Regions from separate parts of the Homo sapiens genome. Here region 1 is linked to region 2. Evidence: read pairs that join two places in POLR2A ChIA-PET (ENCODE). Cell type or tissue: GM12878. All regions are shown on one strand. Links, peaks and the distances in the headings refer to the core of each region. The heading gives the core; the rest is flanking DNA.

Region 1 (2,807 bases), core at 109-2,608, 310 kb after region 2:
GAGCGCAATGTCCCAGTAACAGCAAGCACGTGTGTGCCCCCATGTTGGCTCCAAACATTATCAGATCACCTTGGAGAAATGGCTGGTTTCAGGCTGGAGCAGGGAAAATACAAACTGAGCCTATATTTTTTTGTTGTTGTACCAGAAATCAAGGAAATACCCAAATAATAAAGGAGCCATGTCAAAAGAACACATAATCCAGCTTGAAGGAGCTCCCACTGACCAAAACTGTGACAATTTGAGCCTCAGACTAAAAGATGGTGATGGATTATAACCCATTGAATAAAATGGAAAAACATTAATCCACACTCATGAATAAAGGAACTAAATATTTAATGAGGAGTAGGATATTTATGGATTTTCAAGTATTAGCCCACAAAATAATTATTAGTTATCAATTGCTGTGTAACAGATTACTCCTAAAATTTAGTGGCTTATAACAATAAATATCAATTCACAGTTTCCCTGGGTCAGGAATTGAGGAGTGACCTAGGCGAGTGGTTCTGACTCAGTCTCTCCCATGTGGTTGTGATCAGGATGTTGGCAGGGGCAGCAGTTATCTGAAGGCTTGACCAGAACTGGGAATCTGCTTCCAAGATGGTTCACTTACATGGCTATTGACAGCAGGGTAAGGTTCCTTGCCACATGGGTCATTGTGGAGGCTGCTTGAGTAACTTCATGACATGGCAGCTACTTGACCTAGTCTTCAAAGTCACACTCCCTCACCTTGCTTCATTCTGTTAGTTGGAAGCAAGTTGTGAAGTCCAAGCCACACCCAAGGAGAGGGGAATTACAATTCCACAAAATTTGTGAACATATTTTAAAACTGCCACAATTACAAAAGGATGAAAAGTAACTTTACAGGCCAAACGCGGTGGCTTCTGCCTGTAATCCCAGCACTTTGGGAGGCCAAGTCAGCCAGATCACTTGAGGTTAGGAGTTCGAGACCATCCTGGCCAACATGGTGAAACCCTGTATCTGCTAAAAATACAAAAATTAGCTGAGTGTGGTGGTGCGCACCTGTAATCCCAGCTACTCAGTAGGCTGAGGCAGGAGAATCTCTTGAGCCCAGGAGGCAGAGGCTGCAGTGAGCTGAGATCACGCCACTGCACTCCAGCCTGGGTGACAGAGCAAGACTTAGTCTCAAAAAAAAAAAAAAAAAAACCTCACAGTGGCGAAGTCTGGTAGGCACTCCTTAATCAAGGGATCAAAGTGAACATCATCAGTAATAAAACAAATTGAAATCTTATGTTAACCTGATAGGATACAATGAGAAGTACACAGCATCACTTCTGTTTTATTCCTGCCAAAGATACTCAGAGATATCAGATGTGATAGCCAGCCTCTAAGATGGACTATGATGATCTCTGTCTCCTGGTACACCCTTGTGTAATCACGCATTATACCATGGTTGGTCTGTGTGATCAGTAGAATACAGCAAAACTGATGGTCTTGGTCATTCACTCTGGGCGAAGCTGTGTTGTAAGCACTGTGGAAAGGCCAACATGGCAAGGAACTAAAGCCTTCTGCAAATAGCCACATGAGTGGGCTTGGAAGCAAATTTTCCAACTCAAATTGAAGCACACTGTGAAGATACCTGGCTTGCAATCTTCTAAAAGTGTCAAGATCATGAAAAGCAAGACGTGACTGAGGAACTCTTCCCTACTGAAGGAGACTAAAGAAATGTGACAAGTGCAACTGTGGTGCTGAACTGAATTTGCTATACGGGACGTTAAGACATTTGATGCAACTTAGGTGTGGTCTAAAGAATAAATAGGTCTGGGCGCGGTGGCTCACGCCTGTAATCCCAGCACTTTGGGAGGCTGGGGTGGGCGGATCATCTGAGGTCAGGAGTTCAAGACCAGCCTGACCAACATGGAGGAAACCCCCCCTTTACTAAAAATACAAAAAAAAATTAGCCAGGCGTGGTGGCACATGCCTGTAATCCCAGCTACTGGGGAGGCTGAGGCAGGAGAATTGCTTGAACCTGGGAGGCGGAGGTTGTAGCGAGCTGAAATCGCGCCATTGCACTCCAGCCTGGGCAACAAGAGCAAAACTCCGTCTCAAAAAAAAAAAAAAAAAAAAAAGAGTAAATAGTAGGAATGTATCAACATTAATTTCTTGATTTTGATTGATATATAGGAGAAAGTTCTAGTTTACAGAAAATATGCAGGAAAATATTCTGGGTTGATGAGGAATCAAGTGGGCAGCTTACAAATGATTCAGGAAAAATAATTATTTGAAACAGAGTTAGAACTTTTCTGTAAGGTTGTGACTGAAAATTTTTAAAAGCTATAATACATAAAGGAAAAGCAATATTGTAAATATTTTTTGGTATACTTGTGCATAGATTTCTATTGCATACAAGTAGAATTGCTGGGCCATAGAGTAAGCATATCTTTTCAACTATAGTAAATGGTTGTTTTTGAGGCTTTTTTTTTTCCCAAAATAGTTGTACCAATTTGTATTCTTATCAATAGTGGATGGATGTTTCTTTTCCTACATATATATATATTGTTTGAGATGGAGTCTTGCTTTGTTGCCCAGGCTGGAATGCAGTGGCGCAATCTTGGCTGGCCACAGCATCCGCCACCTGGGTTCAAGCGATTCTCCTGCCTCAGCCTCCCAAGTAGGTGGGACTACAGGCGCGCACCACCATGCCCAGCTAATTTTTGTATTTTTAGTAGAGACGAGGTTTCACTATGTTGTCCAGGCTGGTCTCGAACTCCTGACCTCGTGATCTGCCCGCCTCAGCCTTCCAAAGTGCCAGGATTACAGGTGTGAGCCACCACGCCTGGCCTCTTTTG
Region 2 (2,807 bases), core at 69-2,568:
GAGAGAAGGGGATAGTGACCCACTCACTTAGAAGTCACAGACCCCAGGGGACAGCGGCAGTGGGTTACCAAGTGGCACGACTTCCAGTACACCTGTCCATGTTTGTTTGGGGATTGTGAGAAGACTGTATCATATGTGTGTAACAGTCTCTTGGAATTTTCAGAGTTTTGTGGCTCAGTCAACACTGTCAGTGAAACGACATCATGTTAGCTAAAATATATCTTAAAGATAAGCCCATTGGTTTTGGCATTTATTGTTAATTGAATTTTCCCAGAAATGGCAGCAGAAAGATTGTTAATGTTCATGAATTTACATCAAGTTAAACATCTGTTCCTCTTAAGCTAAACTCCAGCAAAGTTACGGCAGCTCCTAAATTAGAGCTGGGAGTAAAATCCTGCTTGTTCTTTGCGCAGCTTAGCAGTTTCAAAATAGACCTCAGAATGACACATCACAACTGAGGCCCCTGTAACGCAGCCGCACTGAGCTATATAACATGGGTGCCAGACAATTAAGCCAGGTTTTTGCTTTGGTGGTGAAGATCGAAGCTTTGCTGGGGCAGCACATGACATGACTTACCAGGCTAATGGGGAAAGTGTGGGAACCAGTGTTGCTAATGTCTGGGGGACAGGCAGCCAAGAGGATGGGGGCATGTCCTGTCTCTCCCCTGGGCCTCTCTGGGGGGGTTCTCAGGTGAGGTTTGGGGATCTGAGCTCTAGCCACCCTGCCAGGTTGAAGAGGGGCTGGAGCCCAGTGACTGCAGCTCCAGAGAGTGGCTGGTTACTATGTGGTTTCTGCAGGGATGGCCTGTGTCTGGTTTGGGAAGAGAGATCCTCACCCCATTTGTTGGCATTCAGAGCAGACCCACCATCCCCCACCCAGGCAAGTCTTTCTTCCCCATGCCTTTGCCCCTAGGTCCACGCCCCCTTCCCCAAAGGGATTGCTTCCAGCAGTGGCAGCTGAGCTCTTTCATGATGTTGAGCCATGTCCTGCGTTCCCCTCTCCAGTACATTTTGGATATTCTTCAAAGGGGGACTCCTGAGAGTAGAGTGACCCCAAGAAGGGAGATTCCAGCACCCCGGAGACTCATGGGGCTGTGGTCTTATAGTGGCCTGGGGATTCCCCCCACCCACCTTGACCCCACATTCTGCCTGTGTATAAAGCTGTCCCCAAGAACACAGATGGTCCACAGGGTCGGCTCTGTTCATTTACTGATCAGAGCCGGGGCAAAAAACAGGGTCTTTCCTGAAGCTATGCCATAGCCAAATTCATCCACAGGCCTCCTTACCTGGGTGGCTGTTTCAAGCACAGGGCGCTCAGCTGGCCTCTTCACAGGGTGATCCACGGCTCTCCTGACCAGCAATGCCAAGACAAGAGGGCAGAAGCTTTCCTCCTCCTCTCCAGAAGCAATTCCCAGGCAGCTGCCTTGTGCCCACCACACTTCTATGCAACCTAGTGTCCAGAGACCACCTTGCCACCACCCCTAGCCTGGCCATGCTGGAGTTCACTCCATGGGAACAGCATTGCAGGTTTTGGGTTGTCCCCACTGGGTGAGGTATGGAGGTCTGGGCTTCAGTGAGCATGGCCACATGTACCACATGGTCAGCATGCCCCCCAAGGAACTGACATGATGGGTGACACAGGCACTAGCCCCCTTCAGAGATCCAGACCCGTCACCATGGTGCAGGGTGGCTGGGATTGTCTCCTCTTCAGGGCAGGGCCGTAGCCACTCTCCAAGCCCACCTGCCACCTGTCTTCCACAGTCATACCGGTAACAGACACTGAATGAGCCCCTTCTATGTGTGGATGCTGGGCCAGGTGCTGGGGGTACACCTGTAAGCAAGGCCCCACTGCACTGGAGGAGCTCACAGTCTAACAGGGAGCCTGATGATCCACAGTGGATGAAAAAGTCACAGAAATTGAAGGCTGGAGAAGGCTGGCAAGAGAGAACAGGGCAGCACACGAGGGTGCCCGTTAGGCAGGATTGGTGTGTTAGGCGAGGGAGGCTGAAGGAGTTGGTGAAGAAACACCTTGCAGTGAGAGAGTAGGACGGGGCAGCAAGAGAGAGCCCACTTTCCCGCCCCACCACCATGCAGGTGCCTCACCCCTGGGATCCAAGGCTTGGGCCTTGACCACATGGCCTGTCTCCCTCTCAGAATCTGAGCTCCCGACAGCCTGTGTAGCACTTTCCACATTGCCCACATTACACAACGCCTCCCTCCCCTTGACTCTTCGGAGTCTCCCAGCCCCACCCACGCCTTTTACAGGAGCTTCACCTGCCACAGAATGAAGATGGTCCCTTTGAGCACAGTCTGGCAGGGGCACAAGTGGCTGATGGAATATTTACAATGTCTCCCTTGCTTCCCTTTGTTTTGCAATAGAAAGTGTTTCTTTGATGGACATTTAATTCCAGAGACTGCTACCTGCTACCTATCTCCCTTTGCTCAAAAATTAAATGTGGATGTGCCTGTTCTCCTGCTATAATCATCTTCCTCTGTGTGAAGGGAGTGCAGTGGGAATGAGAGAACATTAGAATCTTCAAAGAGGGACAATTATTGAGGGAACTAGATTAATGAGGTGTCATAACAACTTAGCCGGATCTGCGACTGACCTTTCTCATGGAGAACGGGCTTGATAAATGTAGTTCATTACCAAGTTCTGACATGAAAATAGGATCACACTCTGGGCTCCTCGGCAAGCTGATCAATATTTTATCTGCCAAAGCAGGCCTGGTCTGGGAGCAGGAGGAGCCCCACGCATGTGCTGGCAAGGAGCCTGAGGCCAGGGCCAGGGGCTGGCCAGGCCAGCCC

What was found. ChIA-PET counts read pairs that join two places held together with the same protein. Peaks named below come from ENCODE experiments on the same cell type or tissue, not always from the same donor. Only the 100,000 strongest peaks of a DNase experiment are listed, where the experiment ranks them.
Region 1: POLR2A ChIA-PET joins it to region 2 with 5 read pairs; 3 of 35 experiments call an interaction of 5 or more read pairs at or near these places.

Annotation. Positions count from the first base shown.
Region 1 is chr5:133,013,435-133,016,241 of GRCh38, reverse strand. The region is part of intron 2 of ZCCHC10 (zinc finger CCHC-type containing 10); the gene reads left to right. Among named protein-coding and RNA genes, the nearest start is that of ZCCHC10, 12 kb to the left of the region's middle. In GM12878, for the core only: no CTCF peak of the experiment used is centred there; no DNase peak of the experiment used is centred there.
Region 2 is chr5:133,323,669-133,326,475 of GRCh38, reverse strand. The region is part of intron 4 of FSTL4 (follistatin like 4); the gene reads left to right. Among named protein-coding and RNA genes, the nearest start is that of CTB-3M24.3, 63 kb to the left of the region's middle. In GM12878, for the core only: no CTCF peak of the experiment used is centred there; a DNase peak (open chromatin) is centred at 1,069.